Linked DNA regions of Homo sapiens: region 2 is linked to region 1. Evidence: chromatin loops called from intact Hi-C (ENCODE). Cell type or tissue: heart right ventricle. All regions are shown on one strand. Each heading gives the region's core, and the rest is flanking DNA. Links, peaks and the distances in the headings are about the cores only.

Region 1 (4,404 bases), core at 305-4,304:
TGTTGTCAAAGAAACAAGATCCTAAACTGAGTTGATGAGAGAGGGGAGGATGAATGGATTTTTACCTCCTTGGTTTGGCTTCAACTTGCAGTGCCAGAGGATGACGCAAGAGAGTCTAAAGGATATTGGTTCTTCCCTCTGAGTGAACAAATCAGCACTATGTCCTTTCGGGTGTAGAAAAGAGACACACCTTGAAGGATTTTTTAAGTGCTGTTCATCCATTGCTACTGCTTGGCTCCCAGAGGCTCTGTTTGCCAAGAAAACAATAGTAGCCAGTTTTATTTGTTTACACTTATTGGTTCCCTCTAGCGGTATGCTGGTAAATGTTGAACAACTACCCTTGGGGAAGTGAGGAGAGGGTAGAGAAGTTCAATTTGTAGCATTTTCCAACTTCCATGGTGTGAAAATTTCCATCAAAGTCCAGTTGAAGATATTAATGGATTAACAATCAGCTGGCCAAAACTCTGAAATTAAAAAATGACTGTTGGCTGTAATCCTAGCACTTTGGGAGGCTGAGGCGGGCAGATCATAAGGTCAGGAGTTCGAGACCAGCCTGGCCAATATGGTGAAACCCTGCCTCTACTAAAAATACAAAAATTAGCAGGGTGTGGTGGAAGGTGCTGGTAGTCCCAGCTACTCGGGAGGCTGAGGCAGGAGAATTGGTTGAACCCAGGAGGCAGAGGTTGCAGTGAGCCGAGATCGCACCACTGCACTCTAGCCTGGTGACAGAGCGAAACGCCATCTCAAAATAAATAAATAAATAAATAAATAAATAAATAAATAAATTGTTGTTAGAAGCCAGTATGAGCTGGTTCTAGCATACCACTGGCTCCTTTATGCCCTAGTTAAGCTTTCCTGTAGGAGGTATCTACTTTCCTGCCCCACTGACTTTGGGATTGGCTATATAACTTGCTTTGGGCCTTGAAATATGAGCAGATGACATAAACCACCTTCAAAGGTTTAAATGTGCTTGCTTGTGTGGTTTGGCTCTGCTCTCCCCACCCACTTTGAGCTTCTGTCCTCTATTTTGGAAACAGCTTGCTCCAGTTAGTGGCTCATCCTTCAACCTGAGTCTCAGAATGAGAAGGCACAGGGAGCTGCCTAAACTGAGGTATTCTCAGCATAGCCTGACAAACCCACAGCAAAGCTGCAACCCTCATGTAATGTGAGCAAACAAAAGTTTGTTGTTATAAGACACTGAGGTTTTGAGATCTGAATAGTACAGAAATTTTCACCTAATCAATAAACACTAAACAACTGTTGGCACATAGCCAATGCTGTGGGGTTGTATCTAGGTGATGCAAAAGAACTAGAGATTCCAAGTTCTAGAAGAAACTTAAAAACCCAATTATTTCAACAATCTGTGCTACTTAAACCTCTTCTATAACACCTGTGCCAAATGTTTGTCTACTTTAGTTATTCTCTTTAAACTTGAAAACCTCTGTAGCTGTGGACATCTTAGTACCTCTTGAGAGTGTCCATGCTATCTTTGGCAGATCTGAATGTTGGAAAATTCTCTGTATGAAACAGAAGCCATTCCTTGTAGCAGACACATAGTAGCCCTAGTTTCATTTTGCCAGGCGACACAGAAATTTTATTTATTCTTCTACAGGCAAACACTTCAGATTTTTGAAGATAACCTATATTTTCTACATTAAATTGTCTCTCCATGTGAAACTCCTTAAAATTCTGAGGAGGAAAATGTAAACCTAGAATTTTTTTACCCAGTAAAAGTGTTATTATTCAAGAGTAAGAATGAAATAAAGATTTGTTTTTGGATAAACAAACCCTCCACTTGACATGATTTTGAGGCTTGTTACCATTCTGGCCCATCCTGTCCCATATCTCTACTTTGTTTATATTGACGTGCATCAACCTATTGAAAGTGCAGCAGAATACTGGACTAAGATATAGGCCCAAGAAACTAGAAGCCAAAATTTGAATACTGTTAAGACAACAGGAGACATAGGTGTAGACATATAAATGGGAGGAGCTAGAATGCAAATCCCTGCGTAAGGCTAGTACCTGGAAGAGTAGAGATGAAGACAATGCCCAGAATGTAGCCTCGGTACATAACAGGATAGAAAATATGAATGAGAAATTAAGAATCATGGAGGTTAGAATTAAAGGGATAATATATATCTAATAGGAGCTACAAACAGAAAAAATGGAGAGACTAAGAAAAAGGTAATATTTAAAGATTATATCATAGCTGAGATATAAAAATTTCAGTTGTGAACTCCTGTTTGAAGAAGCACAATGAGACTTGAACAAGACCAAGAAAAATATATTCATACCTTTTAGTATAACATATTCATAACTTTTAGTATAACAAAGAATAAAACAAAAATTAAATGTAGCCGGAGGCCAAAGAAGAAATATTGTCAACCTAGAATTCTAGTCTTATTCAAGAGTGAGTATTGACCATTCACAGGTCTCGCTAAAAGAATTTCTGAAGACATTTCTTCAGAAAAAAAGGGACCCAGATGGAAGGCAAAGGTGTACAAAGAACAGAATGCAAAAACGTTGGTATGTATGTAGTCTTTTTTTTTTTTTTTAGTAGATAAGATAGCAACGGAAGTGTGCTGGGCCCATAAAAAAAAGTGGATAGATGTAAGCAAGCACGAATTGTAAAAAAAAAAATACAAAATATGGGAGGAAGATATCATAGTTAAGGTACTTTAGAGTCCTGCATCTTTCTGGGGGACAGAGATAGTGATTTTCAATTTTGTTATGTCAAATATACAAGTTAAAAGTGCAAGGTAACTACTAAAGGAATAGTGATAGAAGGTGTAATTCCGACAAGCAGAGTGATCAAAAAGTATGCAAACACTGAAAAGAAGAATACATATCAACTTCAAGTTATTGGTTATTTCCTATAAGGAATAAAAATGCATGGGATATAGTAAGATTGGTAGGAGAGGGGGACTTGTCAGCCATATTTGCAACATTGTATTTATTTAAAGACTCTAAGGCAAATAAAACAAAATGTTAAAGTATTAAATCTAAAGGGTGGGTACATTGGTGTCTCTTACATTAACTTTTGTATTTTTTATATACTTCAACTTTTCACCCTTAAAAATTCAAATAATTAAGAGTAAATCCAAATTTCTACAAACCTATGAAAGGATGCCAAAATTTACTAGTAGTCAGAGAAACTGACTACTGTAATGTAATATGATATATTACATATATATCATAATACATAATATCAAATAATGATGAGATATTACATTTAGACCACTGGATAGGCACAATTTTAAAAGAACTATAATAAGAATTGCTGAACAAGATGTATGAAAAAAGACAGTCTTTTGTAGTAGAAGCATTATGGCTTTTTTTCAGAAGTTAAAATAAAAATACATAAACTCTTTTACCTAAAAATTTCAGTTCCAGGAATCTATCCTATCAGGATAGATTGTATTTATTGCAGTGATGTTAGTATGAGCAAAATACGGAAACAAAACAAATGGCCACCCTTATAGGTGTGATTAAATGAGTCATGTATTCACAAATGGGTAAATTGTGTAATAAAAAGGAAAAAATTAAAGATACGCCAGTTTACTTGGAGGCTTTTTTTTAAAATAAAGAATTGTGTGATAAAAAACAAGATGTAGGAAAAAAATGTAGATGGTATTATTCCATTTTTGTTAAAACAATGTTCAAAAGATTTTCTTATATGTGTGTATGCGTATATATGCCTCATAAAATTATATGATGCTAGTAAAAAAGCAAATGAATACAAATTGGTTATAAACGTGGGCCTCTTTGGTGGGTGTGAAGATATTTTGGACAGAAATGGGGAAAGAAGAGTGACAAGAAGCCAACCAAAAAAAAGTGTTTGGGGGGAGACTTACAAATATTCAGTGTGTCGTATGTTTATAGCGGCACTATTCACAATAGCAAAGACTTGGAACCAACCTAAATGTCTAACAGCGATAGACTGGATTAAGAAAATGTGGCACATATACACCATGGAATACTATGCAGCCATAAAAAATGACGAGTTCATGTCCTTTGTAGGGACATGGATGAAGCTGGAAACCATCATTCTCGGCAAACTATCGCAAGGACAAAAAACCAAACACCGCATGTTCTCACTCATAGGTGGGAATTGAACAATGAGAACACATGGACACAGGAAGGGGAGCATCACACACCGGGGACTGTTGTGGGTGGGGGGAGGGGGGAGGGATAGCATTAGGAGATATACCTAATGCTAAATGAGGAGTTAATCAAAATAATAAATGATAACCCTGTTATTGAAAAAAAAAGAAAATGGTATTTCCTATGCATGCCGTAGGATTTGGCAATCAAATAAATAAATATGCATGCGGTAAAAAAAAAAAGAAGAAATACATTTCCATATATTTCTTAGTTTGAACATTACAGTTTTAGAAAATT
Region 2 (4,404 bases), core at 288-4,287, 80 kb before region 1:
TTCATCCCACATCTGATGTGAAAACTTCTTCCTATCAAGCCATCCTTGATAGGGTGGCTGCCAAGATTTTACAGAAAGCACAAGTCAGCTTGGAAAATTTTATATAATAATTCTCAGGGACTTCCTCCAAAGCAAACACATACATAAAAATGAGATTATTAAGGTTGTGGTCTGTCTGAGTAGTGAAGGGTTCTATGAACTTGTCTTAAAAGTGCTATGGAGTGAAAGACTCTGGGATTTCCTCTGACGGAGCCTTCATCCTGTCTGTGACCTTGGGCTTTACCCTTACTCCTAGCCTCCATTGCATCTAGTACAGCTGCAGGTGGGACTGTCCCATCTGACACAGTTTCCTCCAGATATTTCCAGCTGGTATGGCACCCCAAAGCCACTGCTGTTGGTCCCATGATAGGGCCCAAGTGGAATGGCCCTTCTGTAGCCCAGGGAATTGGTACAACTTTTTAGGAGGGTATGTTTTTCTCTTTCGAATCCACCATTGGAAGCCTGAGCCAGAAACTCAAATTCTATAACTTAGAAACTGTCAGAAAGGAGCCAGTGGCAGGCTCTGTATCACAAGGAAGTTGTTTTATATGGGTAAGTAGTTTTAATGAATTGCCCCTCACTGAAGAAACAATAGGGCTTGCAGGATGAGGTGCAAGAAGAAATCTGAGTCTCAGTTCATTCTTGGAGTGTTTGCAGCCAGCAGTGCTGTTTGCTGGGAATGTGGCTGGTGGCAGTCCTTCTTGGTGCCTAGTGTCCTTTTACATAACATGTCAGAGGATGCTGATCTAAGACTGGTGCCACTCACTGCATTACGGGAATGGATATATTTGCTCACTGAAAGAGAATGTTTAATGAGGTTGATACTTAACCTGAGAGAAATAATTTCTGTCTAGGGGAGGTGGAGAAAATATCTGGGAGTAAAGAACTTTCCCATGACCCCCTCTTCAGCAGCTGCTGTCCCATGGCCATGTTTATAAAGAACCACCTCTCTTGGGCACAAATAGGCGTCCCCTGTTGGAGGGCCAGCCCCTTCTCACAACACCCAATGGAAGGTGGAATGTAAGATGAGGAATCAAAGTGCCTAATATTAGCAGAAGGAAAAGAAGGGACGAGGAAAAGTAGGCTAGAAATTAATCCCAGGGCCAGTTTGTTTTTGCTGAAATCTGAAACAACTTGTCATTGGGGGTGGGAGGAGAAAGGGTATACAGAGGATCTCCGTTAAAATTTGCTAATAGAGCTCTCTATTATAACCAAGTAACTCAAATCTTATCTATACCTTTATCTATTAAGTTAAACATAGAAAATTACTGTATTTATAGGTCAAAAATGGCAAAATGCTAGCAATTTCATACAGTTTAACCTCATATATTTATTGTTAGCCATTCAAATCATAAGTATACAAGCAATAGTAACAATTATTTCACAGAGTATCTGTGGTCCAAGTTGTCCATTTTTATCTCCAAGTTGATGACGTCAATGCACTATTTCCCATTTTACTGATGGTAAGACTGAACACCATGAGGTATTAGCTTTCAGAATTTGTAAATCCAGCTAATGACAGTGTACAGAGAATGGTTTCACTCTCTTCTGCTAGGCATAGCTTGCTAGTTAACAGAAATTGTATCTTTGTCCACCTCTGGCTCCCTGTCACTCCTGAAGACTCATGTAGTGAGCTTAGAGCCAGTGAACTGACCACTTGTCTTTAATTCAACCAGCATGACATCTCAAGTGTCTATCTCACTTTCAATTTCTATATTTTCATTTGGTTTCCCTAAAGCCATTGGGTATATTTGTCCAGCCAATCTCTTTCTACTCTTTCCTGGCACTCTTACCAGCCCCCCAAAATTTTGCAAACCCTTTTGTTATCCCTGGCATGGGTGGCTTATGCCATTTAGCAGATCTATGGAAGTAATCAGTGCTGGACACTCCAGCAGGCACTACTGCATCTACAATTCAAGGTAGCTGGCCCTGTGCTGGATTCTGGCAGATGATCCAGCTGGACTCCTGCTTTTCATGCAGGCCATAGCTGTTTATCATATTCTTTGGCTTGTAGTCTTTTATCCAGTACTTAACATTTTTTCTGCCTTATTTGTTCGCCCTCCCTTGTCATGAGCCTTTTCCACCATTGTCCTCTTGGCTGTGTGGCCTTGCCAGAGAAAATTGGCGATCATTTTGTTATCTGTGGCTTTTGCCCAGGGATGGTGTCATCGAACAGAGAGACGTCTTTTTAATGGCTAACATATTGGAGTCTGAAATATCTGCAAGATAATGAGGCCTAGAGGGACTTGAGGGACACGTTTTTGTTTCTTTGAGAAGACAACGAAAAATGGAATTAGGTACCATACAGCTCCCTCCACATTTAATCCAGAGCCAGAGGGCTGACAGAACTTTGGATTTCAGTGAAGTAAGAGTATATTCTTCTATTATAGGTTACAGTCTGAGGAGAATGATTGTAATTCTTTTGCTTGAGTTAGACCAATGGTCCTCAAACTTTCATTATGTTTTCTCTCTTTTTTTGATACATTTTGTCTTTAATCAGTCTGCATTTATTAAATCACAGTTAGGAGGAAGTATTATGATTATCTCCATTTTACAGATAGGCAGACTTAGAAATGAAGAGGTTATATAACTTGGCAAAGGTTGTACTAATAGTCAGCAGGGTAGCAGTTTGAAGCCAGGTAATCTAGCCCCAGAGCCTGTGCTCTTAACCATTATGCTATTTTGTCCCTCATGTGATTTTAGCATTACTGAATTAAAGTTAGACAATTTCAGTCAAATGCAAAGAAACTTAATATTCTAGTTAGCCAACTTTGTATGATCATGGGTTATTACTACACTTATTGAGTCAATGAAAACTCTTTATGGACTGCCATTACTGCTGATTCATACTCCAAGGGAGGACAGGGTTCTTAAGTTGGGAATCACTTGGTAAGGAGCAATTTTAACTCAACTCCAGGCATCTGTCCATTGGACACTTGTTCTCCCAAACCATTGCAAGGCACATTAATGACAGCTACTTCATCATGTAGATATACTTATGGTACTATTTAACACCAAGTTTTGAATGATGGTTAGGTTTTTAGTCAATTTGCACACCTCTGCTGGGAGGTCTTTTAGAATATCCCTGGACAATAACATTCCTGAGTAATCTGGATATTTTGATCTGAGTAATTCTATTTCAGATCCAGTGAAGGAGAAAGAAGTATGGAAGGTTTGGCCTTACCTAAACCAAGCAAGAAAATCTATGAATGTTGAGATGTGATAATTATATCTGAAGGAACAGTATATTCTAGTTATATGTCCTTTCAAATACTAGAAGGGAAAAGAAAGGGGATCAGAGGCATAGCACCACCCATGGGACAAAATCTAAGCACCTGTCATGGAATAAATGCTCATGGTGTCTACTGCCCTTCTCCCATTCTGTACCCTAGGCTCCAGTCACCCTGAACTATGTCCCCAAAACATGCCTTCTCTTGCATACCTCCAAGTCTTTGCACATACTGTTAAGTCTACTAGAAAAACTTTTACTGACTCTTTTCTGGATGGAAAACTGCTGATTACTCTTTAATAGTAAGCTTAAATAACTGGCCTTTTGTGGAATCTTCCTTGACTTTTTCAGGTATATTAAGTGATTCTTGCCCAATATTCCATGGCATCTTGGCATACATGCCTTCAGTGTAACATTTACTGCATAGTTCAGAAACTAGTCATTTATATCTTGTTCCTTTTTTAAAAAACAAGACAGTCATAAAGGGTAGAGACCCTGTGTCTTTTCTGTCTTTATATTTCCTGAACTTAGTATTATAAGTATTTTTTTCTGGTTGGATAATTCTCTTATTACTTCAAGACCTCTGTCTCAGTAGGCTTCCCTTAGTCCTTTTCCATCTTCTACTGAGAAGACCAATGGCCTTATCAACCTATAGCATACGTTGTCTTTGTTACCAGTGTCACCAGCAAATAGTATGGGGAAGAGTAAAAATTAAGGAAGTCAGAACTAAAGAGAAAATAAACAAAGGAAACATTAAAAAGCAACTCCCTATCTCAAGACAAAAGAAAAGCAGAAATATGCATTGGAGTGCTACCAAGTAGGGTCATGAAATTTATTATAATTATTGTTGTACTTATCAAATATTTGCTGAACTTTGAAGGAATGATACTGCCATCTTTTTTGGATTGAAAATGTTGCAAGGATGTTTTTTTCTGTAGTCTGACTATTTTTCCAAATAAATTGATTTCAAGCCATCATCAATTTGCAAAAGAGGTCCTTGGCTTGCTTTCTCTTCTTCCTCTTTCTCCTTCTCTTCAGCACATTCTGTTGGTTTGGCTAGTGAGCAGCCTGAAAAGCCTAAAGAGAAGAGGCCTGGAAACCGGAGAGGTGATTACAGCCAAAGCACTGAACAAAGG

What was found. Peaks named below come from ENCODE experiments on the same cell type or tissue, not always from the same donor. Only the 100,000 strongest peaks of a DNase experiment are listed, where the experiment ranks them.
Region 2: it touches region 1 in a loop (2.4-fold over the local background); 1 of 110 quality-filtered maps calls a loop at or near these places.

The regions. Positions count from the first base shown.
Region 1 is chr1:118,822,681-118,827,084 of GRCh38, reverse strand. The region is part of intron 1 of LOC107985447 (a long non-coding RNA gene); the gene reads left to right. Among named protein-coding and RNA genes, the nearest start is that of TBX15, 160 kb to the left of the region's middle. In heart right ventricle, for the core only: no CTCF peak of the experiment used is centred there; no DNase peak of the experiment used is centred there.
Region 2 is chr1:118,903,131-118,907,534 of GRCh38, reverse strand. The region is part of intron 6 of TBX15 (T-box transcription factor 15); the gene reads left to right. Among named protein-coding and RNA genes, the nearest start is that of TBX15, 83 kb to the left of the region's middle. RefSeq lists an enhancer at 799-1,204. In heart right ventricle, for the core only: no CTCF peak of the experiment used is centred there; a DNase peak (open chromatin) is centred at 2,164.